Linked DNA regions of Homo sapiens: regions 1, 2, 3 and 4 are each linked to region 5. A link is a contact called in ENCODE Hi-C or POLR2A ChIA-PET data. All regions are on one chromosome and are shown on one strand. Each heading gives the region's core, a stretch centred on a gene start or an enhancer-like site at or near the end of the contact. The rest is flanking DNA. Distances are from core to core; before and after follow the strand shown. Region 1 holds the start of ACTN4 (actinin alpha 4). Region 2 holds the start of PSMD8 (proteasome 26S subunit, non-ATPase 8). Region 3 holds the start of YIF1B (Yip1 interacting factor homolog B, membrane trafficking protein). Region 4 holds the start of B9D2 (B9 domain containing 2). Region 5 holds the start of DYRK1B (dual specificity tyrosine phosphorylation regulated kinase 1B).

Region 1 (5,662 bases), core at 1,223-3,722, 1.2 Mb after region 5:
CTCAAAACCACCACTGTGGCCCCTGCTCCCTCCCAACTTTCCAGGTCTCTTGGCAACCTTTTCCAACCTGGCACTGCCTCAGGCAATAAATTATTGTTGAGACTCCAGAACAGATCTCACCTTCCCCTCAAAAAGTGAATTTATGCCAACTATCGCAACCTGTCCATCCTGCAGTAGGTGGGGCCACGGATAAGGACACCCCTCCCACCAAGCCACTGCCATGCCCCTCAGTTACTACGGATGAGGAAATTCAAGCAACGCTGGTAATGGACCCAAGGTTATGCCCGGCCCCACCTCAGGCTGCCTTGGAACAGCTGCTCCTTCCACCCTTCCCACCCTTTCCCCTCCAGCCTGGGCTAGGCTGCCTGTGCCAAGCTCCTGGCCACCAACTCGCGCCCTCGAGAGGCTTCCAGTCACTCCCCACTCTGCCAGGTCACCACTCAAAGCCCTGTAGCCTGTTCCTGAAAAATCTCCACCAAACTCACTCTCCCAAACCTTCAGAGCCCTGTCCAAAGTCCCAACTCTACACACATCCCTCTTTATTAACAGAATCACCGCAGGGAACCCTCGGATCCCTTTGCATTTTGCAGATAACAAAACTGCCCGGAGAGTTCAAGGGTCTTGTCCAAGGCCACAGAGCGAATCAGTAACAAATCTGGAAAGAAAATCCAGATCTCCAGATCCCACGAAATGCTTCCAACTTCAAGTACCTCCCACCCATTTCACGCACAAAACTTCTGAACAACCCCTTCCCCCCACACACACCCACTCACCACGCTCCTTTCTTTAGCTCTTCCTGCACACACTCAGAGCTCCCCCCTCAACCACACTGGATTTATCCCCCCCCCACAGACACTGACACCTCGCTCGGGGATCCCACTCCACTTCTGATCACCTTTTCACTGCTGTGGGGCCCTACCAAGTTGCCCCCCCCGCCCCCCAAAAAAACAGTGCCACCTGAACACAGTCTCTGCTTCAGGATCCCTTCACCTACCTCCGGTCTCTCCAAAAAAGACACAATTCTTCCTGGACACTCTCAACGCTTCCTCCCCAAACTCATTCTGCCTGCACGACACACACACGCTCTCCAGTCCCGGGACTGCACCTCCAGGAGCCAGCACCCCCTCCTCAAATTCCTTTCTCAGTCTATCCATTACGCATTCCCTTTCTAATGAGACTTTCATTTTCCTAAACGAACCTCTCTCCCATTATCCACCATTCCAGCTCACCCTCCCTCCCACCGATCTCACCTTCTCCCTCTACACTTCCTCATTCTCTCCAACGCTTTAGCTTTTCAGCTTCCCATCAATTCTTTAGAAATCCCTCCCCAAATTATCCCCACTCTCCGTATCCCCTCTACTTCGGCTTCTCCATCCCTCATCAATTCCTCTTATTATTCCTCCTATCTCTTAATCTTCTCCCCTTTGGAACAGGGCACCACAAATAAATCTCACCCCCTTCAAAAACGTCTGATTCACGGGCCCCTTAACTTCTTCCTTCCGCACCCCACCCTCCTCAGACCCCCAGTCCTGGCACCTCTACCCTCCTCACACCCTAAGCCCATGTCTTTTCATGCTCAATTCTACCCTTAGCCCCTGTTTTCATCTTCCCAGCCTCCCTAGTCTTCCCACCCGTCTTCAGACCCCACAATCTCCACTCCATCCTCACACTTGATTCTTCATCCCCTTTATAACTCCCCCAACCTGAGGCTCCCCCAATTCCAATCTCCTTCAGATCTTTCTGCTCTCCAAATAACCAACCCCTCCACACTCAAGCTCCTCCTCACACTTCCCAGACCCAGAAATTCCCTTCTCAGCCTCCCCTGATTCTCCTCCCAGCACCCCCAACCCATGCTCCGACCCTTCAAGCCCGCCTCGGATCCCAGTTCCATTTCAGCCTGCCCAGTCATCTCCTCGGTTTCCCCTAATGGCACGCCCAGACCCTCCAAATCCTTCATCAGCCTTCCCGATTCCTTTTATTTGACTCCCATATTCCCCACCCAGCCGCCAATTCTCTTTTCAGATTCCCAATTCCTTCCTCTAGCTCGGCGATTCCTCCTCAGGACTCCAATTCCCTTCCCGGACCCGCCAATTCCTTCTCGGGACCCCCCCGTTCCCATCACAGACGCTCCAGTTACCTTTCAGGACCTCCCACCCCTCCCCGGGCCCCCTCAGAAAAGCCCCTCCAGCCCGTCCGGCCCGCGGGCCGCGCACCTTGCGCTGCTGCTTCTCCCAGGCCGGGTCCAGCAGCAGGTCCCGGTCCCAGTCGTCCTCCTGGGCCATGTAGTCGCCCATGCTGCCCCCGCCGCCAGCGCCATTGCCCGCGCTGCTGGGGCCGTACTGGTACGACTGGTTCGCCGCGTGGTAGTCCACCATTCCGCCGCCTCTCGCTCGCCCACCAGCCTGTCCGCTCCCGCCTCAGCTCCCGCCCCTCTGCCCGAGCCGCCGCCGCTACCGCCGCTTCAGCTGCTTCAGCCCGCCCTCCGCCCGCGCCTGCGCACTGCCCGCCGCGCCTGCGCACAGCGCCGAGGTTGCCGCCCTCCCGCGCGCGCGCGCCTGCCAAACCAGAAAAGGCACCAAGGCCGCGCTCCGGAGCTTGGCGCCTGCGCAGAGTCCCGCTTCCTGGCCGCCCGACTCAGCCCGGGGGCGAGCCGCGCCCCCTCTCCGGCGTGAACGCGCGCGTCGTTCGCGTATGGGCGGGGCCAGATCATGAATGATTCATAAGGGCAGGCCCCGCCATCGGACCTGAACCAGCTCAGGCTTGGAATGCACTGCACCGGGTTCCCATTCAGCGACACAAATTCAACAAATATTTATTGAACACCTATTCTGTGCCAGACTATGTTTTACGCAGGCACTAAAAACAGAAAAAAATCCCAACTTTCATGAAACTACCTTCTAGTAAAGGAAGCCACATACACACAAATCTACTTTTATTTTTATTATTTTTTGAGACGGAGTCTCGCTCTGTCTCCCAGGCTGGAGTGCAGTGGCGCGATCTCGGCTCACTGCAACCTCCGCCTCCCGGATTCAAGCAATTCTCCTGCCTCAGCCTCCCGAGTAGCTGGGAACACAGGCATGCTCCACCACACCCGGCTAATTTTTGTATTTTTTTAGTAGAGACGGGGTTTCACCATGTTGGCCAGGCTGGTCTTGAACTCTTGAGCTCAAGCGATCCTCCCGCCTCAGCCTCCCAAAGTGCTGGAATTACAGGCGTGAGCCACCGCGCCCAACCAACACACAAATTTTTTTTTTTGAGACGGAGTTTCGCTCTTGTTGCCCAGGCTGGAGTGCAATGGCGTGATCTGGGCTCACTGCAACCTCCGCCTCCCAGGTTCAAGCTATTCTCCTGCCTCAGCCTCCCGAGTAGCTGGGATCACAGGCATGTGCCACCACTCCTGGCTAATTTTGTATTTTTAGTAGAGACGGGGTTTCTCCATGTTGGTCAGGCTGGTCTCAAACTCCCGACCTCAGGTGATCCGCCCACCTCGGCCTCCCAAAGTGCTGGGCTTACAGGCATGAGCCACTGCGCCTGGCCTCAACACTCAAAATTTTAAAAAATATGTAGACAGGCACAGGGGCTCACACCTGTAATCCCAGCACTTTGGGAAGCTGAGGCGGGAGGATGGCTTGAGCCCAAGAGTTCAAGGCCAGCCTAGGCAACATAACAAGAACCTGTCTCTACAAGAAATGTAAAAATTCACTGGGCATGGCTGTGTGCACCTGTAGTCCCAGCTACTCAGGAGGCTGAGGAAGGGACATCACTTGAGCCCAGGAGTTCCAGTCTGCAGTGAGCTGTGATCACACCAATGCACTCCAGAAGCGAAATCCTGTCTCAAAAATATACATAAAAGTAAAAAATAGGTAGTATTGTATATTCCAAGGTGTTGAGTATTTGGAGAAAAATCAAGCATGGGCTGGAATGCAAATAAACTACTCAGGTAGGCTTCATGGAGAAGGCAGACATTTAAACAAAGGTGCGAGCCACTGCATCAGGAAGCATCTTAAATTTAAATATTCAGCCAGGCACTGGTGGCTTACTCTTGCAATCCCAGCACTCTGGGGAGTCAAGGCTGGAAGAGTGCTTGAGCCCAAGAGTTTGAGGCCAGACTGGGTAACATAACAAGATCTCATCTCTACAAAAAAATGTTTACATTAAAAATAAATGGCCGGGCGCAGTGGCTCATGCCTGTAATCCCAGCACTTTGGGAGGCCGAGGCAGGCAGATCACGAGGTCAGGAGTTAGAGGCCAGCCTGGCCAACATGGTGAAACCCCGTCTCTACTAAAAATACAAAAATTAGCCGGGCTTGGTGGCATGCACCTGTAATCCCAGCTACCCAGGGGGCTGAGGTAGGGGAATCACTGGAACTCGGGAGGCAGAGGCTGCAGTAAGCCGAGATCGCGCCACTGTACTCCAGCCTGGGCGACAGAGCAAGACTCCGTCTAAAATAAAAATAAAAATAAATAAATAAATATCCGGCCAGGTGTGGTGGCTCACGCCTGTAATCCCAGCACTTTGGGGGGCCGAAGTGGGCGGATCACCCCAGGTCAGGAGTTCAAGACCAGCCGGGCCAACGACTCCGTCTCTACTAAAAATACAAAATTAGCCAGGCATAGTGGCACATGCCTGTAATCCCAGCTACTCAGGAGGCTGAGGTAGGAGAATAGCTTGAACCTGGGAGACGGAGGTTGTGGTGAGCCAAGATTGCACCATTGTACTCCAGCTTGGGCAACAAGAGCGAAACTCCATCTCAAATAATAATAATAATAAATATCCAAAATAGAGTTCCTGATCTTCCCCCCAAGCTTGGTCATCCCATCCCACAGTCATCCCTCTTCAATTCGTGCACCTCCAGCCTTGCAGTTGCTGAGGCTACAGACCTTGCGGTCATCCTTAATGCCTCTTTGTCTTCACAACCCCATCCAGTTCTTCAGGAAATTCTGTCATTCCATCTTGAAAGAATACACAGAACCCACCCACTTCCCCCTGCCCCACTGCGCCACCCAGGTTCTGTCTACCCTCGCCTCGCCTTCCCTTGGGCCATTGCAGCAGTTCCCCACTGTCTCCCAGCTCCCCCTCCCACCCCCTTCTCTTTCCCAGGAGAAGCTGGAGGGAGCCTGTGAATGAATGACTGAGTCAGATCACATTCCTCCCTCCTCTGTTCAAACCTTCCTGTGGCTCCACGCTCAGGGTAACAGTCAAAGTCAAGGAAAGGAAGAAAGGCTGCAGAGGAGTCTGCCCTGCCCTGCCTTGCCCAGCCCAGCCCAGCCCAGCCCAGTGTTTTTTTCCTTTTTTTTTTTTTATTGGAGGTGGAGTCTCGCCCTGTCACCCAGACCAGAGTGTAGTGGCATGATCTCGGCTCACTGCAACCTCCGCATCCCGAGTTCAAGCGATTCTCCTGTCTCAGCCTCCAGAGTAGCTGGGATTACAGGCATATGCCACCATGCCCGGCTAATTTTTATATTTTTAGTAAAGAGGGGTTTTGCCATGTTGGCCAGGCTGGTCTTGAACTCCTGAGCTCAGGTGATCTGCCTGCCTCAGCCTCCCAAAGTGCAGGGATTACGGGCATGAGCCACTCTACCCGGCCAGCCCAGTGTTTTAGTTTTTTGTTTTTGGAGACAGGGTTCTCAATATTTTGCCCAAGTTGAGCTCAGACTCTTG
Region 2 (5,682 bases), core at 1,858-4,357, 1.5 Mb after region 5:
AGCCTGGGTGGACTCTAGCAGGGCGTGGTGGCGCATGCCTGTAATCCCAGCTACTTGGGAGACTGAGGCAGGAGAATAGCTTGAACCCGGGAGGCAGAGGTTGTGGTGAGCCGAGATTGCACCATTGCACTCCAGCCTGGGCAACAAGAGTGAAACTCCGTCTCAAAAAAAAAAAAAGTTATTGGAGTCAGATGCAATGACTCAACACCTGTAATCCCAACACTCTGGGAGCCCAAGGCAGGAGGATCACTTGTGGCCAGGAGTTCGAGACCAGCCTGGGCAACAAAGCGAGACCCCCATCTCTACAAAAAATTAAAATAAAAGAGCCAGGAGTGGTGGTGTGCACCTGTAGCCCTAGCTACTTGAGAGGCTAAGGTAGGAGTACCGCTTGAGCCCAGGAGGTCAAGGCTGTGGTGAGCCATGACTGCACCACTGCACTCCAGCCTGGGCAACACAGCAAGACCCTGTCTCCAAAAATAAATAAATAAAAGAATCACCACTCCCTACTTTAACAGGGAAACTGAGAGAGGTAAAGTCATTTGCCCAAGACCTCATAATCAGGAAGCGGCTGGATGTTTCAAAGCCAGATTTGTCTGATGTCAAATTCCCAATCATTAATCTGTGCAGGTATCATTCAGTTTTATATTCAACACATATCCAGTGAGTCCCTGTTCTGGGCCTGGCCCTGTGGTAGGCAGTGCTAGGGACATAGCAGTAACTGAGACAGTTCCAAGCTCTGCCTTTAGAAAGCTCACAGTCCAGTGAGAGAAAGGGCTGGGATGAGCAGGCACAGGCAGAGGGGTGTGAGCTGGAACTGCATTGGAAGCCACAGGAAAGAACTTGGTCTTGTGCCTGAGGACCATGAAGAGCCACGGCAGGTTCTGAGCGGGGTATGGACAGTGTCAAATTTTAGTGTCACATGATCCTACTGGCTGCCACAGGGGTTTGAGTCAGAGGGGCAAGGCTGGGGCCAGGACACGTGAAAGGTGATGGCAGCCCCACTGGGCAGAGGGGGTGCAATGTGGGAATGGGTAGGGGGAGACTGACTAGTCAAGCCAAGTCTCAGGACCTCCAAGCCAAGCCCTGACCCTGCACCACTGAGGAGAGAACTAAGCCAGGAGGAGTTCCCAGATGAAGGAAGAGGACCCAAGCAGCCAGAGCTCCAGAAATAAAGGAGCTTCCATGCAACCACCCCCCCAGTTGGGGGCAGGGCCCATTCTCACTTGTAATCAAAGTAGTAGCATTTGAGCTGGGCCATGTAGCGCTCGAAGGAGGGGATGTCCTTGCGTAGGATGCTCCATTGGGCCCCGATCTCCAGTATGTCACCTGTGGGTGACAGAGTGAGCTCTCAGGAGGTGACTGAGGTCTCTTCCCCAACCACCAGTGCTACCATTCCTGCCATGACCCCCAGATTATCACCCCCAACCAACCCCAGTGACACTCACGGGCCAGAATTAGCTGCTGTTTGGTCAGCTTGGTCCCTGTGGTTGGCAAGAAGTTGAGCTCCAGAAGAACTAGCTGATGGGGAGGGGAGGGAGGGAAGAAAGAAAAGAAGGGAATTCAAATACAGATGACTTACCTGCTCTACGCTCTGGTCTTCCCACTTGGAAAATGGAGCTAACCATCATCCAGACTCATGAGGAATGCTTTCTCATAAAGCACTCAGAACAGGGCCTGAGCACGCAACACATGCCCATTTAAGATTACATCACATTACAATTATTAATAGCCCCACTGGGGAAACAAGGAGGGACACTCAGTGCCTGACCCAGTGGAATCACGCGGCGGTGGGGACAGGAGTACATTCCATTCTTGGCCCATCTTCCCCACAATCTATTGGGGAAGGGGTAGCTGGGCTATCCCCAAAATCTATATCTGGGAGGGGGAGGTCCAAATCTCCCCCCACAGTTCAGCCCATACATCTTTCCTTAGCAGGCTCAGCAGCTTGTTCCAAGCCACTGGATTTACACTCCCTCCCAACAGATGTTTGGTCTGAAGCACTCTGGGCCCCGTATTCTTGTTCTCTACTTGTAAGAATATTTCTTCTAGGTTCAGTCCTGCCTTCACAACTAGGCTGCCCCCTCTCCCAACAGATGCGAGCCTAAGCCCCAGATCTCTCAGATCCTAACCCAGCCTGGTCTTAACCACACACCCTCTACACAGCCCACCTTTTCAGCCTCATTCTTTTATCACTCCGGGCAGTCCTCACTTCCCACTTGGTCTTGCCTGGAATCCACCATCAGGAAAAGCCCGAATCCCAATCCTGCCACTCCGACCAGTTAAGCCTCCACGCACCAAAAATCTAACCCCTCACTCAGTTCTGCCATAAGTCTTCCAATCATTCCCCCACCACCCCCGCGTGGGTCCATTCCAGTCATCTCTCACTTAAAAAAAAAATGTAGAGACAGAGTCTCGCTATGTTGCTCAGGCTGATCTTGAACTCCTGGGCTCAAGCGACGCTCCCCCGCCTCGGCCTCCCAAAGCGCTGCGATTACAGGCGTGACCATCAACGCTCCCTGTCCCTCTCTCGCTTCTTGACGCCCTCCGAGCCCCCACTTTGGCTGTTCCAAATCTTTCACCCCATCGGATCCCCCAGCCCGCCTCAGTCTCGCTGGCACCGAGGTGGCTTCCGCGGCCCGGGACTTGGTTGGGTCCAGACACCTCGTAGCGCCTCCCACGCCCGCAACACTCGGTTTCCTGGGCCTGCCGACTTTACCTTGAGTCGACCCAGCTCTTCCCCGCACTTGCTAAGATTGGGGCTTTTACGGTTCCACTCGCCCTTGAGTTGCTCGTACATGCCGGTCGCGGCCTGCAGAACAGCGCCCGAGGTTGCCGCGGGCCCGGAGCTCGAGAAGCCTGCCGCCCCGTTCACCGCCGCGGCCGCCATCTTGCGTGATGCGGCAAGCAGACCGCCTGATTTACGGCAGCGCCGCCTACAAACGCTTGCCCGGCGGAAGTGGGGCCGAGAGGTGGAGCCCAAGGCCCGGGGCGGGGCTACAACCTGCCTCAGCCCGCCCCGGGTAGCCCGCCGTCGCTCTCGAGGTGGCGCCCTCGGAGCCCTGCCCTTAATGAACATGTCAGTTGGAGCTCCGCCTCTGTCGTCACTCAAGATGGTGACCGGAAGTTGGCTTTTGCCCTAACTGAAAATGACAGCTGTCTCAACACCACCCCCCCTACCCACCTCACGGTTCCAATAATGAACATGGCTGCCCTGGCTTCAGTCTGAGTGCTCGGGACGCTACGTAGCTGTCCTGGAGGTTCCGCCTTCGGGGCAGCGTCTCCAAGCCAAAAGGTAGCGGGTGTCGTGCCATTTGGAGAGCTGTGTTATTCTCATTTTATAGACAGACTGAGAGGCTGGGTAACCTTCCAAAGGACTAACAGCTAGGATGTGTACCTGGGGCTCCCTCTCCAGTCTTTTTCAATGCATCCTTCCACATTTTTTTCCCAAGCTTATATGAACTAACTAGTTACAAAACTCATCCAGCTCTATGGCTTTCAATGTCATGTGTAAGTGGAGGATTCACAATTTTTTTTTTTTGAGACGGAGTTTAGCTCTTGTTGTCCAGGCTGGAGTGCAATGGAGCAATCTTGGCTCACTGCATCCTCCGCCTCCTGGGTACAAGTGATTCTTCTGCCCCAGCTTCCCAAGTAGCTGGGATTACAAGCATGTGCCACCACGCCTGGCTAATTTTCGTATTTTTAGTAGAGACGTAATTTTAGTATTTTTAGTAGATGTTGGTCAGGCTGGTCTCCAACTCCTGAACTCAGGCGATTCCCTGGGCCCTGGCCTCCCGAAATGCTGGGATTACAGGCATGAGCCACCTTGCCTGGCCAGTATTCACAACTTCTTATACCAACTTCTTCCTCCACTGATTGATATTACATCTGCACATTCAACATCGCTTTTTCTCTCTTTTTAAAAAAAATTAAATTTTTTATAGAGACAGAGTCTCATTATACTGCCCAGGCTGGTCTCGAACTCCTGAGCTCAAGCGATATTCCTGCCTTGACCTCGCAAAGTGTTGGGATTAGAGGTGTGAGCCACTGCGCCTGGGCAGCACGTTTTTCTCAAACCCGACTTTCACTCTCCGTCTCCACCATTTAGAATGTCATCTCCATGAAGGCAGGACGATTTCCTTCACTACTGAATTCCCAGTATCTCAGTGCTTGGCAAATATTAGTAGACAGTCAATAAATATTTGTTGGCCAGGCATGGTGGCTCATGCCTGTAATCCCAGCACTTTGGGAAGCCGAGGCAGATAGATCACTTGAGGTCAGGAGTTCGAGACCAACCTGGCCAACATGGCGAAACCCCATCTGTACTGCAAATACCAAAAAAAAAAAACAAAAAAACCAGCTGTGCGTGGTGGCACACACCTGTAATCCCAGATACTCAGGAGCCCGAGGCAGGAGAATCGCTTAAACCCAGGAGGTCAGCTTGTAGTGAGCTGAGATTGTGCCGCTGCACTCCAGCCTGGGTGACAGAGTGAGACTCTGTCTCAGAGAAAATAAATAAATAAATGTAAAAATACCAAAAATTTGCCGGGCGTGGTGGTGCACATCTGTAGTACAGCTACTTGGGAGGCTGAGGCAGGAGAAGCACTTGAACCCGGGAGGCAGAGGTTGCAGTGAACTGAGATCGCCATTGCACTCCTGCCTGGGTGACAGAGCGAGACTGTGCTCAAAAAAAAAAAAAGAAAAAAGAAAAAAAGAAAAAGAAAGAAATTATATATGTGTTGAATTAATGAGTAAATTAATATGTGAAAGAAGTTGTGGTGGTAAAAAATGTTTTAAACAAAAATGATGGCCGGGTGTGGTGGCTCAAGTCTGTAATCTCAGCACTTTGGGAGGCTGAAGTGGATGGATCACCTGAGGTCAGGAGTTTGAGACCAGCCTAGCCAACATGGTGAAACTCCGTCTCTACTATACAAAAAATTATCTATCCAGGTATGGTGGCGGGTGCCTGCAATCCCAGTTACTCACTCGGGAGGCTGAGGCAGGAGAATCACTTGAACTTGGGAGGTGGAGGTTGCAGTGAGCCAAGATCGCACCATTGCACTCCAGCCTAGGCAACGAGCAAAACTCCATCTCAAAAAAAAAAAGAAAAAGACACAAATAAACAAAATACCACGTTGATATGGCCAGGCCAGGTGGCTCATGCCTGTAATCCCAGCACTTCGGGAGGCTGAGGCGGGCAGATCACGAGGTCAGGAGATGGAGACCAGTCTGGCTAACACAGTGAAACCCCGTCTCTACTAAAAATACAAAAAATTAGCCGGGCATAGTGGCATGCGTCTGTAGTCCCAGCTACTCAGGAGGCTGAGGCAGGAGAATCGCTCGAACCCAGGAGGCGGAGGTTGCAGTGAGCCGAGATCACACCACTGCACTCCAGCCTGGGTAACAGAGCGAGACTCCATCTCAAAAAACATAAATAGTTTCAAGTATGAGGGGAAATCCAGTCTCTGTCACTCTATCTTGGCTGGAAGTGCAGATGGTGATATTTAAATAACATGTTGACTTGGCTGATACAGGATTATGATGTGTTCACCTGGACCATGAGGTGACTCGGTAGAATCTTGGTGGTGGAAACAACCTTAGCCAGCAGCCCTTACACACATGAGTGTTGCCAACTCTTGTTATTGTCAAATTTCATCAGGTTTTTGTGCTACCAACCATGCCTAG
Region 3 (5,673 bases), core at 1,141-3,640, 1.5 Mb after region 5:
ACTCCAGTATGGGTGATAGAGTAGACCCTGCCTCAAAAAAATAAAAAGTAGTAGTCACACAACTGGTAAGGGGTGAACATGAGGCCAGCAGGAAGCCAATGAACTAATGAACTTGCTTTTTTTTTTTTTTTTTTTTTTTTTTTGAGACAAGAGTCTCGCTCTGTCTCCCAGGCTGGAGTGCAATGGCACAATCTCGGCTCGCTGCAACCTCTGCCTCCTGGGTTCAAGCAATTCTCCTGCCTCAGCCTCCTAAGTAGCTGGAATTATAGATGCCCGCCACAACACCCAGCTAATTTTTGTATTTTAAGTAGAGACAGGGTTTCGCCATGTTGGCAAGGATGGTCTCAAACTGACCTCAGGTGATCTGCCCGCCTTGGCCTCCCAAAGTGCTGGGATTACAGGCGTGATCCGCTGCACTTGGCAGTACTTGCTTTATTAATTAAATATATATACATAAGGCTGGGTGCGGTGTTTCATGCCTGTAATCTCAGTGCTTTGGGAGGCCAAGGCAGGTGGATCACCTGAGGTCAGGAGTTCGAGACCAGCCTGGCCAACATGGCGAAACCCTGTCTCTACTAAAAATACAAAAAATTAGCCAGGTGCGATGGCACACGCCTGTAATCTCAGCTATCGGGAGGCTGAAGCAGGAGAATCACTTGAACCCAGGAGGCAAAGGTTGCAGTGAGCCGAGATCGCATCACTGCACTCCAGCCTGGGCGACAGAGCAAGACTCCATCTCAAAAAACAAACAAAAAAGCAATAAGAAAAAAAAAAACATTTATGGAAGAGATGTATCTGGAGCAACCAGAGCAAGAGAGGGCTGAGGATGAGGAGAAAATGGTGTTGGAGCCCAGGGGACAGAGGCTAAATCAGAGGTGAAGAAGAATGCGGGCATTTCGCTCACAAAAAGGAACCACAGTGGAGCCAGCACTCATCACTGAGAAACCAGGAGCAGCCCTTAAGGTCTCCAAAAAGACAACGTCTCAGAGGAGGAAGAGGAAGCCACAGCGATAGGGTCACTTGCTGACATCCTTCCGGATGCGCTATCGCTGCGCAGAAGTAACTTCCACCACTATGTTTTCCTGAGATAAGTCGGGGAGTCTGAGAGGGAGAGAAGGGGGGAGACTGAGAGTCAGAGAGAGGAGAGACTAAGGACGCTAGGTGGGCAGGGCTCTTCACTTGCAGGTGCGCCTGTGTGCTGTGAGTTGCTGGGGGTTGTAGAATGCTTTTGGTGGACAGAGGGAACCAGGTTGCAATGTGAGAACATTTTTATGAATTTCTGGGAAACTGCCTTAAGATCTATTCCAAGAGAGACACCTGGTTCTTCTCACCTAACTTGTTGGGTTTCCTTTTCTCACTCTAAATATTCACTTTAAGGCCGGGCACTGTGGCTCATGTCTGTAATCCTAATGCTTTAGGAGGCTGAAGCAGGAGGATGGCTTGAGCCCAGGAATTCGAGACCAGCCTGGGCAACATAGCAAGATCCTGTTTTGACAAAAAATTTAAAAATTAGCTGGGCATGGTGGTGCATGCCTGTGGTGCCAGTTACTGGGGAGGCTGAGGCAGGAGGATCACTTGAGCTCAGGGGGTCCGAGGCAGCCTGGAAAACAGAGGAAGACCCTGTCTCAAAATAAATAAATATTTACTTTAATACCTAAGGGATGTCAAAAATTGTATAAGCCCCTACAACTCCAATTAGCCCCTCAGGAACACAAATGTTTCTCTTTTCCTTGCTCCACAGCCTTTTCTGGCTCTCCAGTGCTCTCAATGACCCAAACTGAACGGCTGTCTGCAGAGAACTGCATTTCCCATCGACCTTTTCGCTCGATATTTACATTTTAAAAAATGTTTTGTAGCGATGGAGATCTCGCTGTTGCCCAGGCTGGTCTCGAACTCCTGGGCTCAAGCGATCCTCAGCCTTCCAAAGTGCTGAGATTACAGGCGTTAAGCCACTGAGCCTGGCTAAATTAAAAAAAAAAAAAATTGTAGGGATGGGGCGGGGCGAGGGTCACTATGTTGCTCAGGCTAGTCTCGAATCCCTGGGCTGAAGCAATCCTCCCGCCTCGGCCTCCCAAAGTGCTGGAGTTAGGGGCGTGAGCCCCGGCAAGGGGCAGACACTCATTTTCTGTCGTGGCAGACACCGCCTCCTCCTGGGATTGGTCCCGGCCTCGCCCTCCTGCCACTCAGGCCTTGACTCGCTTTACTGCATGAGCCCAGTAGCCCAGTCTCCGCCTCTTACGTAAGGCACCGCCCAGTCGTCCAGGCCTCCGTGAAGGGGGGGGCTGGAGGGGTCGGGGGGGTGGGGGCGAGGCCTTCCCTCAATCCTGACGTCCATTGGCTGTCTCTTCGCCGGCGGGGCGTGGGTACGGGAGCCGGGCGGGCACGCTCCGAACCGCGGCTTAGGTGGCGGCGGCGAAGGATGCACCCGGCAGGCTTGGCGGCGGCGGCTGCGGGGACGCCCCGGCTGCGTAAGTGGCGTACGTGGCCGGCGGAGGAGATCGGGCGGGCGGGGGCGTGGCGGGGCGGCCGCGTCGGTTGGCGAGGTCACTGCAGGTCAGAGGTCACGAGATCAAGGATCTGGAACCCTGAGGTGTGCACAGCGCTGGGATGCCAGGTTCGGGTAGGAGGCCCCTTGGGGGGCGATTCTTTAGGAAATTCCTTTAGAAGAAAACAACTTGGGACTGGATAGCGTGCGATATGCAGAGAAATGCAACTTTCATTCATTTGCAGTTAGCGATCCGCCCTTCCCTGCTCCCCACCCTTCCGTGGCTCCCCAGTACCCGCCTGCTGTCGCCCACACCCTTAGGACAGCTTCGTGGCCCCCCGGGAGCGCAGAGGGCCATGCCTACCGCTCATTTAAGAAGCGAACCTGTATTGTGCTGTTGGCCCCCTTTTCCTGTCTCTTCATCTCCGTGAGTGTGCTGTGTGTTTCATTTATTCATTCAACCTAACTTGTCTCAACTCCCATGTGTCAGGCCCTGTGTTGGGATGGAGATGTTGTGGGAGCCCTGAGGAGGCACATGACCCAGCCTAGGGGTGTCAGTGAAGCTTCCTGGAAGAGGATACTTCTTTTTCTTTTTTTTTTTTTTTTGAGACCTAGTTTTGTTCTTGTTGCCAAGGCTGGAGTGCAATGGCGCGATCTCAGGTCACCGCAACCTCCGCCTCCCGGGTTCAAGCGATTCTCCTGCCTCAGCCTCCCAAGTAGCTGGGATTACAGGCGCAGGCCACCACGCCCGGGGTGGTATAGACGGGGTTTCTCCATGTTGGTCAAGCTGGTCTCAAACTCCCGACCTCAGGTGATCCGCCCGCCTAGGCCTCCCAAAGTGCTGGGATTACAGGCGTGAGCCACCGCACCCGGCATGGAAGAGGATAATTCTGATCATGAAAAGTTACCCAGGAGAAGGAGATTTGTAGTGAGAGGGCAGGCTGGGCGTGCTGGCCTACACCTATAATCTCAGCACTTTGGGAGGTCGAGGTGGGCGAATCACTTGGGGCCAGGAGTTGGAGACCAGCTTGGGTAACAGCAAAATCCTATCTCTAATAAAAGTACACAAAATTAGCCGGGTGTGGTGGCGAGCACCTGTAATCCCGGCTACTTGGGAGTCTGAGGCTTGAGAATCACTTGAACCCAGGAGGCAGAGGTTGCACTGAGGCGAGATTGCACCAGCCTGGGCGACAGAGCAAGACTTCGCCTCAAAAAAAAAAAAAAAAAAAAAAAAAGAGGGTGATCCACCTGCCTTGGCCTCCCAAAGTGCTGGGATCACAGGCATGAGTCACGGTGCCCAGCCAACCAGCCTGGCCAACATGATGAAACCCCATCTCTACTAAAAATGCAAAAAAATTAGGTTGGGCGCAGTGGTTCACACCTATAATCCCAGGATTTTGGGAGGCCGAGGTGGGAGGATCACGAGGTCAGGAGTTCGAGACCAGCCTGGCCAACATGGTGAGACCCCATCTCTACTAAAAATAGAAAATTTAGCTGGGCGTGGTGGTGTGCGCCTGTAGTCCCAGCTACTCAGGAGGCTGAAGCAGAAGAATTGCTTGAACCTGGGAGGTGGAGGGTGCAGTGGGCCGAGATTTCACCACTGCACTCCAGCCTGGGTGACAGAGTGAGACTCCATCTCAAAAAAAAAAAAAAAAAAAATTAGCCGGGCGTGGTGGCGCGCACCTGTAATTCCAGCTACTCGGGCGGCTGAGGCAGGAGAATCGCTTGAACCCAGGATGCGGAGGTTGCAGTGAGCCAAGATTGCGCCATTGCACTCCAGCCTAGGCAACGAGCGAAACAACGCCTCAAGAAAAGAAAAAAAAGAGAGAGAGAAGGAAAGGCATTGGAGGCCTGTGCCAAGTAAACAAGTAGACATATGAATATATATTCAGAAATTATTGTGAGTGCTCAGAAGAGAAAAAGAAAGCACCACATGTTATGAGAAGGAACCAGACGAGGTTAGTGCATTACAGGGAGGAGTGAGGAAGGTCTCTGCAAAGGCAGGGGCCTCTGTGTGATATTGGGAGGTGCTGATGGAGGGAGGTTGTTCCAGGATGAAAGCTCTGCATATTCAAAAGCCAGTGGGGGCAAGGAGCTTGGCAGAGTCGGGGCCTGAAAGGCCATGTGGCTGGCTGGTGCATGGGATCCCCAGGAGAGGTTGCAAACCATGGTGGTTGGCAGGAGTGGGTCATGCAGGGCCTAGCAGGCCTTTGGATTTTTTTCAGAGCACAGTGAATAGTGATCTTAGGCAGAGGATGACGTGGTCTTATTTGTATTTAAAAAGATCACTCTGGGCCGGGTTAGGTGGCTCACGCCTGTAATCCCAGCACTTTGGGAGGCCGAGGCGGGCGGATCATGAGGTCAGGAGATCAAGCCCATCCTGGCTAACACGGTGAAACCCCGTCTCTACTAAAAATACAAAAAAATTAGCCGGGCGTGGTGGTGGGCGTCTGTAGTCCCAGCTACTTGGGAGGCTGAAGCAAGAGAATGGCGTGAACCCGGGAGGCGGAGCTTGCAGTGAGCTGAGATCACGCCACTGCACTCCAGCCTGGGTGACAGTGAGACTCCGTCTCAAAAAAAAAAAAAAAAGATCACTCTGGGTCAGGCACTGGTGGCTCACGCCTGTAATCCCAGCACTTTGGGAGGCCAAGGCAGGCAGATCACTTGAGCTCAGGAGTTCGAGACCAGCCTGCCCAAAATGGTGAAACCCCATCTCTACTAAAAATACAAAAATTACCTGGGCTTGGTGGCGTGCGCCTATAATCCTAGCTACACAGGAGGCTGAGGCAGGAGAACTGCTTGAACCCGGGAGGTGGAGGTTGTGGTGAGCCGAGATCGCACCATTGCACTCCAGCCTGGGTGACAAGAGCGAGAATCTGTCTAAAAAAAAAAGAAGAAGAAGTAGGGGAAAGAAAAGGGAAGTGGGGCTTGCAGAGAGGCTGGGGCCAGTGCTGCTTGCCTTGGAATTGAGGAGACCTGGGTCCGTCTTCAGGCTTCGAATAATTGAGAGGAAGGGTTCGAGGCTAGTAGCTGATCAGGAGTGACATGGATGGACTGCTTTCTGTGGGGCCAAGGAGTTTATGAGTGTCACAACAGCTCTGCAAGGTGGGACAGTTAACTCCGTTGTGTAGATGAGAACATCCAGGTGCAGAGAAAGTCATGACGTGGATAATTCGATTCCTCTCCCC
Region 4 (5,179 bases), core at 1,474-3,973, 1.5 Mb before region 5:
ACCACCGAATCCGGCCTCAATCATATTTTCTGAATCTCATTATTTATAGTTGACGATAATTTATTTTCTTTTATTTAACATGTATACATGGGAGCCTTCAGAATGAAGACCTCAGCCGGGAGCAGTGGCTCATGCCTGTAATCTCAGCACTTTGGGAGGCCAAGGTGGGCAGATCACCTGAGGTCAGGAGTTTGAGACCTGCCTGGCCAACATGGCGAAACCCCGTCTCTACTAAAAATACAAAAATGAGGCAGGAGGTGCCAGCCAGGTTGTGGAGAGCCTTGTCATGCATGATAAGACTTTGGCTTTTACCCTGAGTGAAATGGGGACCACTGGACGGGTCTGAGCAGATGGGACCTGACTTAGGTGTTCACAGGGTTCCAGCTGCATGTGGGGTGCAAACTAGAGGGGTTGGCAAAGGGGACCCCAGAGACAAGGTCCCTGTCATAGTCCAGGTGATAGATGAACTTGGACAGATCAAGGTGCAGGGCGACAAAGAGGTGAGAAGTGGGATTTAGGGTGTATTTCAAAAGTAGAGGCAGTAAGATTTCCTGATGGACAAAATGGGGGCTTGAGAAAAGAGAATGCAAGGCTGGTGCCACCACTAGGGGACCAGGGGCCCCAAGAGCTGAAAGGTTAGAGCTGTCTACCTCACCCACACAGCATCCAGAAATAAATAAATAAATAAATACATTTTCCCCAGCTCCAGCTTAAAGGACAGAAAGATCATTTAAAAGTGAAACCTCTGCCAGGTGCAGAGGCTCACTCCAGCCTGGGCAACAGAGCAAGATTCTGTCTCAAAAAAAAAAAAAAAAAAAAGTAAATAAATAAAATAAAAAAGAAAATACAAAAAGTAGCTGGGCCCAGGCGAGGTGGCTCATGCCTGTAATCCCAGCACTTTGGGAGGCTGAGGCAGAAGGATCACATGAGGCCAGGAGTTCGAGACCAGCCTGACCAACATGGTGGAACTCCATCTCTACTAAAAGCACAAACATTAGCTAGATATAGTGGTGGGTGCCTGCAATCCCAGCTACTAAGGAGGCTGAGACAGAAGAATTGCTTGAACCTGGGAGGCGGAGGTTGTGGTGAGCAGAGATCATGCCACTGCACTCCAGCCTGGGCGACAGAGGGAGACTCTGTCAAAAAAAAAAAAAAAAAAAAAAACCCGGCCGGTCACGGTGGCTAACGCCTGTAATCCCAGCACTTTGGGAGGCTGAGGCGGGTGGACCACCTGAGGTCAGGAGTTTGAGACCGGTCTGGCCAATATGGTGAAAACCCGTCTCTACTAAAAATACAAAAATTAGCTGGGTGTGGTGGTGCACGCCTGTAGTCCCAGCTACTCGGGAGGCTGAGGCAGGAGAATCTCTTGAACCCGGGAGGCAGAGATTGCAGTGAGCTGGGATCGCACCACTGCACTCCAGCCTGGATGACAGGGGGAGACGCCATCTCAAAAAGTAAAAAACCAAAATTATAACGAGGGTACAACATTTCAATAGGATAACATTTATATTAAACAATTCAATGGAATACTTCACTAGTTGATATATGCATTATTAATGGGGTCTCCCTATATTCGAACTTCTGGCCTCAAGAGCTCTTCCCGCCTCAGCCTTCCAAAGGGCTGGGATTACAGTTATGAGCCACCGCGCCTAGCCAATGGTAGCTTGTAAATACTTTGTATCTATTGGCCTGGCTGGGTGGCTCACGCCTGTAATCCCGGCAGTTTGGGAGGGAGAACTGGGAGGATAGCTAGAGCCCAGGAGGTCAAGACAAGACTGGGCAACATAGCAACATAGCAGGACTCCATCTCTTAAAAAAAAAAAAAAGAATTAGCCAGCCGTGGTGGTGCATGTCTGTGATACCAGCTACATGGGAGGCTGAGGTAGGAGGATCCCTTGAACCCAGGAGTTAAGAGGCTGCAATGAGCTGTGATCGAGCCACCGTACTCCAGCCTGGGTGACAGAGTGAGACCCTTTTAAGGAGCCTTGATGGGACCTGATGACTGGCTTGATGTGGGAAATGATGGCATCTAGGATGGCATCCAGGGACAACATCTCCATTTCTTGATTGATAAATCAATCAATAGGAAAGAGGATTTTCTGCAAATAAGGGAATCTTAGTTCCTCATTTCTCTTCGCTACCCCAACCGCTCCTTGCTCAGAATCAAGCAGTAACAGTGAACTTGGTAGTAGCTCCGAGAAGGAAGTTGGACTTATCCAACTTCCTTCCTTCCTTGTCCTTGAGAAACCTAGGGGAACTCTAAAACGGAAGCAGAACCCACTCCCCAACTTCTCCACTCTCTGAATGAGGAGTGATTTTTTTGCTTTGTTTTCCAGTTACAAGGCCGGGGATGTACACGAGGTCCTGGAAGGAATTCCCCCTTGGTCCTGGTTCAATCTCTGATTTGTGATCCCGGACCACAGAGAGCTCTTCGGTGGGGTAGGCGCAGCACGGAGCAGTTAGGGATTTGCTTTTTTGGTAAAGAAGGTATCTGGGAGAAACTGCACTCAAACTTCCTCAGCCACACTCAACATGGCAGCTTCCTAGCCACGCCCAAAATGGCGGAACCCTTTGCCGTAGCTGGAGAGACGCTATTTTCCCAAAATGGAGCGGAGGAGGAAAATGTCCATCACAGCTTCACCCCGCCCCCCGCAGACGGCTAGCACCAATTAGTAGCGCGCAGAGCGAGTACAAAGCTAGGGGAGGAGCCTGCTGTTGCCCCAGCAACAACCACGGAAACCAAGACGAGCGCGGTCGCGGAAGTATCGCGGCTTACATATCTCGCAGCCAGGCGGGTCCTGGGAGAGGCGCGAGCCAGGCCTGGTCGGCGCCCGCGGAGAAAAGAAGCAGTCAAGCCCATGAACTACAACCCCGGTTGCCGCTTTCTCCTCTCCTAACCGTTAAGTGCGCTAAGGTAGGAATGACGCATGCGCTGCGCTTAGAGGCGGGGTTAAGTCGGACCTGAACTCATAACGCATGCGCCTTATGGAGCTTGCTGGGGGAGGGAAGCGGGGTGGCTGGCGTGACGCGGAAGGCGGGTCTTTTGCGCTCGTGGGCGGAGCCATAGCCCCTTCGGGCGGGGCTTTCCGCCGACCTGAACCCGAAAAGGTTATTTTGGACTTCCCAGAGTTAAATGCTGGTTCCCCAGACAAGGGTCCCCCCATTTTTTCCAGGCTTTCATGGGTTGGCAATTAGGATCTGTGGTCAAGACCTCAGCCTCAGGGGTGTGACGAAGCTAGCTTGGAATCCTAGTACTACCCTTTACTTGCTGGGCCTCAGTTTCCCCCCCGTCAAATGGAGATAATACACTTACCTCACAGGGTTGTGATTATATTTTTCCCCTCCCAGGGCCATGGCTGAGGTGCACGTGATCGGGCAGATCATAGGGGCCAGCGGTTTCTCGGAAAGTAGCCTCTTCTGCAAGTGGGGCATTCACACAGGTATTCCCCCAAGCCTGGTTCATTTCCACACCAAGACCCCTAGCCTAGAGGCTACATGCTCCTTCCTCCACCCCTTAACGCAGACTCTTAACCTCATTTCCATCAGTTCTCAGTACTCCAGGCCCAGCCCACACCCTGTCCACATGAGTCTCAAGCTCCCATCTTTGTGTGTGTGAGGGGTGGGATACAGACAGGGTCTCTCTCTGCGCCCGGGCTGGAGTAAGGTGGTGTGATCATAGCTCAGTGCAGCCTCGAACTCTCGGGCTCTAGTGATCCTCCCGCCTCAGCCTCCTGAGAAGCTGGGACTACAGACACGCACCACCAAATCTGGCTAATTTTTTTTATTTTTTGTAGAGACAGGGTCTCGCTATGTTGCCCAGGCTGGTCTCGAACTCCTGCGCTCAAACAGGCCACCCACTTCAGCCTCTCAAAGTGCTAGGATTAAAAACGTGAGCCGCCACGTCCCAGGAAAGTAATTTTGTTCATGCTTCCCCAACTGAGGCCCTATAGAGTCATGGTATAGTGTAATGGTTAGGGTCATGGGCTGCCAGATCTGCATTTAAATATTAACTCCCCCACCTATTAATTGGAGACCTTTGGACTCGACCACTTTGAGCCTCAGTTTCCTTGTTTCAAAGTGAAGCTAATAGTAGCTAAGAAGCAGCACAGGTTTGAGGTTAAGAGCACAGACTGCCTGGGTTCAAAACCAGTTATTGCTTGTTAAGGCACCCTTGGGCTGATTATGTGAACTTGGGCACTTCTCTTCACCTCGACTTCCTTGTTTGTACAATGAGAGTCATAGAAATATTTACCTGTTGAAGTTGTCATGAGTACTAAACGAGTATCAACAGCACTTAGAATAGGAATAGGGCTGGAATAGGAAGTGCTCATTCAGTGTTTGCCTGGCTTATACAAGACTTTGATGGGGTCTTGTTTGTAAAGCCTGGGGTATGTTGTTGCGTGGCACAGATGAATGTCTATGAAACAGATGTGGCCATTTGGCATTATCATGTCTTCAGGCCTGAGTCCTAGTCCCTTTTTTTTTTTTTTTTTTTTTTTTGAGACTCGTTCTGTTTCCCAGGCTGTAGTGCAGTGGTGCAATCTAGCTCAGCCTTCCAGGTTCATGCCATTCTCCTGCCTCAGCCTCCTGCATAGCTGGGACTACAGGCGCTCGCCACCATGCCCGGCTATTTTTTTTTTTTTTGTATTTTTAGTAGAGATGGGGTTTCACTGTGTTAGCCAGGATGGTCTCGATCTCCTGACCTTGTGATCTGCCCATCTCGGCCTCCCAAAGTGCTGGGATTACAGGCGTGAGCCACTGCGCCTGGCCCTTTTTTTTTTTTTTTTTTTTTTGAGACAGAGTCTCACTCTGTAGCCAAGCTAGAGTGCAGTGGCACGATCTCGGCTCACTGCAATCTCTGCCTCCTGGGTTCAAGCGATTCTCCTATGTCAGCCTCCCGAGTGGCTGGGACTACAGGCACCCGCTACCATACCCAGCTAATTTTTGTATTTTTAGTAGAGATGGGGTTTCACCATGTCGGCCAGGCTGGTCTTGAACTCCTGGCCTTAAGTGATCCGCCTGCGTAGGCCTTCCAAAGTGCTGGGATTACAGGCGTGAGCCACTGCGCCTGGCCCTTTTTTTTTTGAGACAGAGTCTCACTCTGTAGCCAAGCTAGAGTGCAGTGGCACGATCTCGGCTCACTGCAATCTCTGCCTCCTGGGTTCAAGCGATTCTCCTA
Region 5 (5,436 bases), core at 2,197-4,696:
AGACCTCTTGAGTCTGCAGGAATAGAAAGGGGTAAGGGGAGCTAGGTGAGGTTGTGGAGGTGGCAGCTTGGCTTCAGAGTCTTGGAAGCCACCCTTGGAGGGCCAACCTCTTCTCCTTCAGTCTCCTCCCCATCTCCTAGGTCTCCTGTACTTCCTGCCTCTTGTATTTATTACACTACCCCTCCATAAAAAGCCTCCTTTTGGGGGTCCTAATCATTGTCTGGTGAGAGCATATCCCAGAAAACTAAGCATGGCTTGATCTGGAGGGGCCCACTGTGAATATTAATTACTTTGTTTAAAAAAACATTCAAAGATATAATATAAAAGTTGAAAAGCCTTATAAACCACCGCCAGAAGTAACTGATGAGAACAATTTGATGTCTGCTTTTCCCAGGTTTTAAATAATCAGTTTTCATTATACCACCTTTTCATTTTTTGAAAAGTCACACTGGCTTAAAAACATTATTTTTCATTCTGCTCCTTTTTCTTTCTGTGTTTTATTTTTCCCATGCACTCATACCATCCCCTTTGTTCTGCAACTTGTTTTCATTTCACAGTCCTGCGGACACTCTTGCCTATAAGTGCTCACTCACTCTTACTTGTCTTTTTGATGACGTGTCTGTCTCCCCACCAGACCTGGGAGCGTCTCGAGGGCAGGGTCCGGGTCTGACTCGTCTCTATGTCCCCCACGCCCGGCCCAGGGCTGGCCACAGAGTAGGTGGCAACCATGGTTTACAAGAAGAGTGGATGAATGATGTGACTGTGGGTTTTGGACTCATCTTGGGACACTGGAGGGAGGGGGACCAGTGGAGGTGGGGAGTGAAACTGGAGGCAGGGAGAATCTCCCAGGAACCTGCTGGTGATGGGCATAGGCCCCATGGGAGGATCTGGGGTGATCCCTGTGACTCCAACTTTTAACTGCTGCTCCTTTCTCCTTAGCAATGGTGGATGTGATCTTTGCTGATGTGGCCCAGCCAGACCAGACCCGGATTGTGGCCCTGAATGCCCACACCTTCCTGCGTAATGGAGGACACTTTGTGATTTCCATTAAGGTGCGGGGTTTGGAAGAGTCTAAGATGGGGTGGCAGTGTTCTAGGGAGGTATCTTCTCTATCTGTATCTGTCAAATAGCCACCCAAAACAGAGGGGCCAAGTCTGCAAAACTATAGCTTTGGATTTAAAGAGGCAGGAGAGTGCAGCGGTCAAGTGCAAAATTGAGTCTGACCATCTGAGTTTAATCCCAGCCTGCTGTGTGACTGAGCAAGTTACTTAACCTATATGCCTCAGTTTCCTCACTTATGAAATAGAAATATTGTCTAGTCTTTTTCAGGGTAGATGACAGGATCAAATTAGTCAATATAATATGAAGTGTTTAGAAAAGATCCTGGCATAGAATAGATACTAGATAAAAGCTAGGTGCATCTTTCACAGCATTTTTATTTGGAAATAATGGAGAACTCTCCCATGCACCCTTCACAAGGTTCACCATTTGTTAGCCTTTTGCTACATTTGTTTTATTATTCTCAACTGCATTATTACTATTATTAAAGAAGAGGAAGTAGAAATAAGCCAAACAATTCCTGGGTATAAAATTTAAGCACTGGCTTTTAGATAAATAGGACTGTTTAAGGCTTCCTGCTTCAAATCCAAAACAAAACTAAAAACTTTTTTTTTTTTTAATTTGAGACAGAGTCTCGCTCTGTCACCAAGGCTGGCGTGAAGTGGTGCAATCTCAGCTCACTGCAACCTCTGCCTCCCAGGTTCAAGCAATTCTTCTGCCTCAGCCTCCTAAGTAGCTGGGACTACAGGCGTGTGCCACCACACCTGGCTAACTTTTATATTTTTAGTGGAGACGGGGTTTTGCCATGTTGCTCAGGCTGCTCTGGAGCTCCTGAGCTCAGGCAATCTGCCTGTCTCAGGCTCCCAAAGTGCTAGGATTACAGGCACGAGCCACTGCACCCAGCCAAAAACTTTCATTAAGCCTTTTATCACATTTCCTAAACCCGAGTGTCTTAGCCCATTTTATGCAGCTATCACAGAATGCTATAGACTGGGTAATTTATTTATTTTTATTTTTATTTTTATTTTTTTGAGATGGAGTCTTACTCTGTCACCAGGTTGGAGTGCAGTGGTACGATCTCGGCTCACTGCAACCTCCAGTTCCTGGGTTCAAGCGATTCTCCTGCGTCAGCTTCCCGAGTAGGTGGGACTACAGGTGTGCGCCACCACACCCGACTAATTTTTGTATTTTTAGTAGAGATAGGGTTTCACCGTGTTGGCCAGGATGGTCTCAATCTCCTGATTTCGTGATTGAGCCACCTCGGCCTCCCAAAGTGCTGGGATTACAGGCGTGAGCCACCACGCCCAGCCTTAGACTGGGTAATTTATAATGAATGGAAATTTATTTGGCTCCCAGTTCCAAAGGCTGGAAAGTCCAAGATTGGAGGTCTGAATCTGGCGAGGGCCTTCTTGCTGTCATCCATTGGCAGAAGGGTGAGAGCAAGATAGAAAGGGGGCATAATCATCCTTTTAATCAGCAACCCACTCTTGTGATAATAGCATTACTCTATTCAGGAAGGCAGAGGCCTCATGACCTGAATCATCTCTCGAAGGTCCCACCTCTCAACTCTTGCATTTAAGGGTTACGTTTCCAACACATGAACTTTGGGGGACACACTAGAACCATAGCACTGAGTTTTACTTGAATTAATAATGAAAACATCTGGTTTAAAGAGCACACAAGAGAAAAACAGCCCAAAGCCCTGTTGTAGACATTAGTCCTTTCTCCTCTTTAGGCCAACTGCATTGACTCCACAGCCTCAGCCGAGGCCGTGTTTGCCTCCGAAGTGAAAAAGATGCAACAGGAGAACATGAAGCCGCAGGAGCAGTTGACCCTTGAGCCATATGAAAGAGACCATGCCGTGGTCGTGGGAGTGTACAGGTGAGCAGGGGCCCAGCAATACACCAAGACAGACATCTCTGTCCCTTGCACCCCGAGTGCCATGATCCTGGGGACCCTCCTTCATCACCTATCTTCCTCTCACAGGCCACCCCCCAAGGTGAAGAACTGAAGTTCAGCGCTGTCAGGATTGCGAGAGATGTGTGTTGATACTGTTGCACGTGTGTTTTTCTATTAAAAGACTCATCCGTCTCCCATGTCTGCTGCTCATTCCTCCCCTTGACCTGCTGACACAGGGAGCACGCACCCTTGGTCAATTTTGCGGGGTTGGGTAAATTCTCACTCGGTCACAGAGCGCATGCTCCGTTTCTAGCTGCCTTTGCGCAGCGGCAGCCTGGATTTCGGTTCTTGGGTGGGATTGGTAGCTCGCTGCGCATGCGTGCAGGTAAGCGGCCATCTCGCGCAGGCGGAGTGTCAGTGTGGGTCACGTGAGGGGAGCGGAGAGGGAGGGATGGGGGCGGAGTCCAGGGCGTGGGGGGGCCGGTTTGTTGTGGTCGCCATTTTGCTGGTTGCATTACTGGGTAATCGGGGCCCTGGCTTGCCGCGTCCGCCGGATACCCTCAGCCAGTGGGCAGGTCTGAGCTCGGGCTCCCCGAGCAGTTTGAGTCCCCTTGCCCGCTCCTTCAGGTAACGGCGCGGGGACGGGTGGGGCGGCAAGCGGTCGCAGGGAGGTGGGCAGGACGGGATCCGCCCTGCTCCCGTCGCCGTGAGACTTAGCACGAGGCCAAGGGAGGAGAGGAGGGGGGTGGCAGGCAGGTGCGGGCCCTGCCTGGCTATTCATAGTTGAATTCCTGGAACCGGCCAAGCCCGAGGAAGCAGTTGCAGGAGGGAGGCTGGGAGGGGGTAGCCGGGCCCCACTCCCGCCCTTTGTTTGGGCTCAGCTCCGCGGGCCGCTTCTTCGTCGCCTAGCAACAGCTGCCCTAGGCTGTGATTGGCTGAGCTCTTGGCACCAGCGACCAATGGTACAGTTGTTGCCATGGCAGGTGCCGATTGCCAAGCTCAGTCGGGCCCCGCCTTCCGGTCTCAGCAGGCCCAGGAGGGCCTCCTGGGTGGGGGGCGGGACGCCGGGTCCCTAGGGGCTGGTGGTCACTCAGGGTGGGGCGTGTCGCCCCTCCCCCGTCCACCTGCTCTACTCTTCCCCCGCGTGCCCTGGGCTGACCCTTGTCCCCTCCTCTCCCCGCCCCCGGTGGCAGTGGCGGCTGCTGTTGTCACCCACCGGGCCTCCTGTCCCGCTTGCCCTCCCCGCCGCGGGGCCGGCCGGGCCAGAGACAGGCGGTCGCCTTTTCAGCGCCGCCACCGCCGCCATGCTGGCCGCTCGCCCACCCCACTGGGGGCCCCACCGCGCCCCAGCCCCCCGTGGGCCCCGCGCCAGCCCTGACCCGGGTAGGGGGTGGGGGCTGGGAGAGATGATCCTGGTGTGGGAGGGCCCCGGAGAAGAGGTGGTTTTTTGGGGGAAGCTCCAAGGGTGGAGGAGTCGTGGAGTGGCAAGGCATGGAATAGGAGAAAGGGATTTGACATGGGGGAGAGAGTGGCCCATGGGGAGAAGATTTTTGCTGTAGCTGACAACTCTGGGAGGAGAGAACCCTATGTGATAACTTGGGGATTTGACTTTGAGGCCCTCTAGGAGTGGACACAGTTGTGGAATGACCCTGGTATAAAGAGGGGTGCCTGGAGAAAGGTCTGTGGTAGGAATATTAGGGTGTGTGTGTGTGTGTAGGGGGGCAAGGAAGCAGTGTAGGGGAGAAAAGGATGATCACTCTAAACTGTGGGAAGAGACACCTCCTCCTTCTCCCATCAGGAGGAGTGGGCCTTGATTGGGATGGGATATTGGAGTAATATGGGGAAGAACCCTGTTGTGGTAGGGGGAATTGGGATATGGTACAGGGAGACTACCTGGAAGGCTGGTTCCTAATATGGAGGACCTGAAATAGGGAAGCGGTCTTGGCATGATATGGAGAGGGTCCCCTAGGAAAATCGTGCCCTGGTGGATGAGAATGCTGTAGAGATAGGACTCTGTTCTATAGAGGTTCTCAGATAACTTTGGTGTGGTTGGGAGGTCCCCAAGGACGCTGATGTGGTTTTAGGGCTGCAGAGGACTCTGCTGTGGTTTGGGAGGGGAAGACTCATGTGGTTTGGGAATCCTAGAGTTCTCTGGGTTGAGGGAATCTACTGAGAAGGATAGATCTTAAAGTATTGGCCCTGGCTGTGCTACGGGCTGAGATCCTGATGTTCAGGGAAGACTACAGAAAGTGGCATCTTGTGTTAGGGGCCCTGGGGAGGGCCACGAGTAGTGAGAAAAGAATGAAGCCTACTCCTCTGCATACTGTCTGTGGTTTCTTTTTTCTTTTCCTCCTCTGAATTATTGGTGTCTTCCTGTCCTCCTTTCCCTGTGATGGCTCATATCGACCCCTGCTTGGCCCCCAATCATTGTCTTTTATGTGTTCTCTTTGTGCTGCCTTAATCATTTACTTGATCATT

What was found. Hi-C counts contacts between places; a loop is a spot of excess contacts on that map. ChIA-PET counts read pairs that join two places held with the same protein, here RNA polymerase II (POLR2A). Pooled maps may share reads with other maps.
Region 1: a pooled map shows a loop between it and region 5 (8-fold over the local background). The contact joins the promoter of ACTN4 here to the promoter of DYRK1B in region 5. A Hi-C loop is called at or near these places in 5 of 50 pooled maps. POLR2A ChIA-PET finds 5 or more read pairs at or near these places in 3 of 52 experiments (MCF 10A, Panc1 and activated naive CD4-positive, alpha-beta T cell).
Region 2: a loop to region 5 is called in a pooled map, with 6 times the contacts of the local background. The contact joins the promoter of PSMD8 here to the promoter of DYRK1B in region 5. A Hi-C loop is called at or near these places in 6 of 50 pooled maps. POLR2A ChIA-PET finds 5 or more read pairs at or near these places in 2 of 52 experiments (AG04449 and Panc1).
Region 3: a pooled map shows a loop between it and region 5 (5-fold over the local background). The contact joins the promoter of YIF1B here to the promoter of DYRK1B in region 5. A Hi-C loop is called at or near these places in 1 of 168 maps with a recorded cell type or tissue (CD8-positive, alpha-beta T cell) and 5 of 50 pooled maps. POLR2A ChIA-PET finds 5 or more read pairs at or near these places in 1 of 52 experiments (OCI-LY7).
Region 4: a pooled map shows a loop between it and region 5 (10-fold over the local background). The contact joins the promoter of B9D2 here to the promoter of DYRK1B in region 5. A Hi-C loop is called at or near these places in 1 of 168 maps with a recorded cell type or tissue (naive thymus-derived CD4-positive, alpha-beta T cell) and 7 of 50 pooled maps. POLR2A ChIA-PET finds 5 or more read pairs at or near these places in 1 of 52 experiments (B cell).

What each region holds. Positions count from the first base shown.
Region 1 is chr19:38,644,459-38,650,120 of GRCh38, reverse strand. It overlaps ACTN4 (actinin alpha 4), which reads right to left and starts at 2,472. Exons shown (of 21, transcript NM_004924.6): 1 at 2,214-2,472. The coding sequence starts at 2,375. RefSeq lists an enhancer at 498-792 and silencers at 498-792, 751-949, 2,133-2,212, 2,443-2,632.
Region 2 is chr19:38,371,996-38,377,677 of GRCh38, reverse strand. PSMD8 (proteasome 26S subunit, non-ATPase 8) reads right to left here and starts at 3,107. Exons shown (of 7, transcript NM_002812.5): 1 at 2,717-3,107; 2 at 1,446-1,518; 3 at 1,224-1,326. The coding sequence starts at 3,076. RefSeq lists enhancers at 2,798-2,937, 2,568-3,198.
Region 3 is chr19:38,312,664-38,318,336 of GRCh38, reverse strand. It overlaps YIF1B (Yip1 interacting factor homolog B, membrane trafficking protein), which reads left to right and starts at 2,390. Exons shown (of 8, transcript NM_001039672.3): 1 at 2,390-2,477. The coding sequence starts at 2,420. RefSeq lists a silencer at 2,066-2,555.
Region 4 is chr19:41,361,693-41,366,871 of GRCh38, reverse strand. It overlaps B9D2 (B9 domain containing 2), which reads left to right and starts at 2,723. Exons shown (of 4, transcript NM_030578.4): 1 at 2,723-2,914; 2 at 3,349-3,440. The coding sequence starts at 3,353. It also overlaps a transcript of TMEM91 not described here. RefSeq lists an enhancer at 2,748-2,867.
Region 5 is chr19:39,832,172-39,837,607 of GRCh38, reverse strand. It overlaps DYRK1B (dual specificity tyrosine phosphorylation regulated kinase 1B), which reads left to right and starts at 3,446. Exons shown (of 11, transcript NM_004714.3): 1 at 3,446-3,585. FBL (fibrillarin) reads left to right here. Exons shown (of 9, transcript NM_001436.4): 7 at 940-1,052; 8 at 2,795-2,940; 9 at 3,046-3,150. The coding sequence ends at 3,070. RefSeq lists silencers at 3,634-3,743, 4,004-4,273.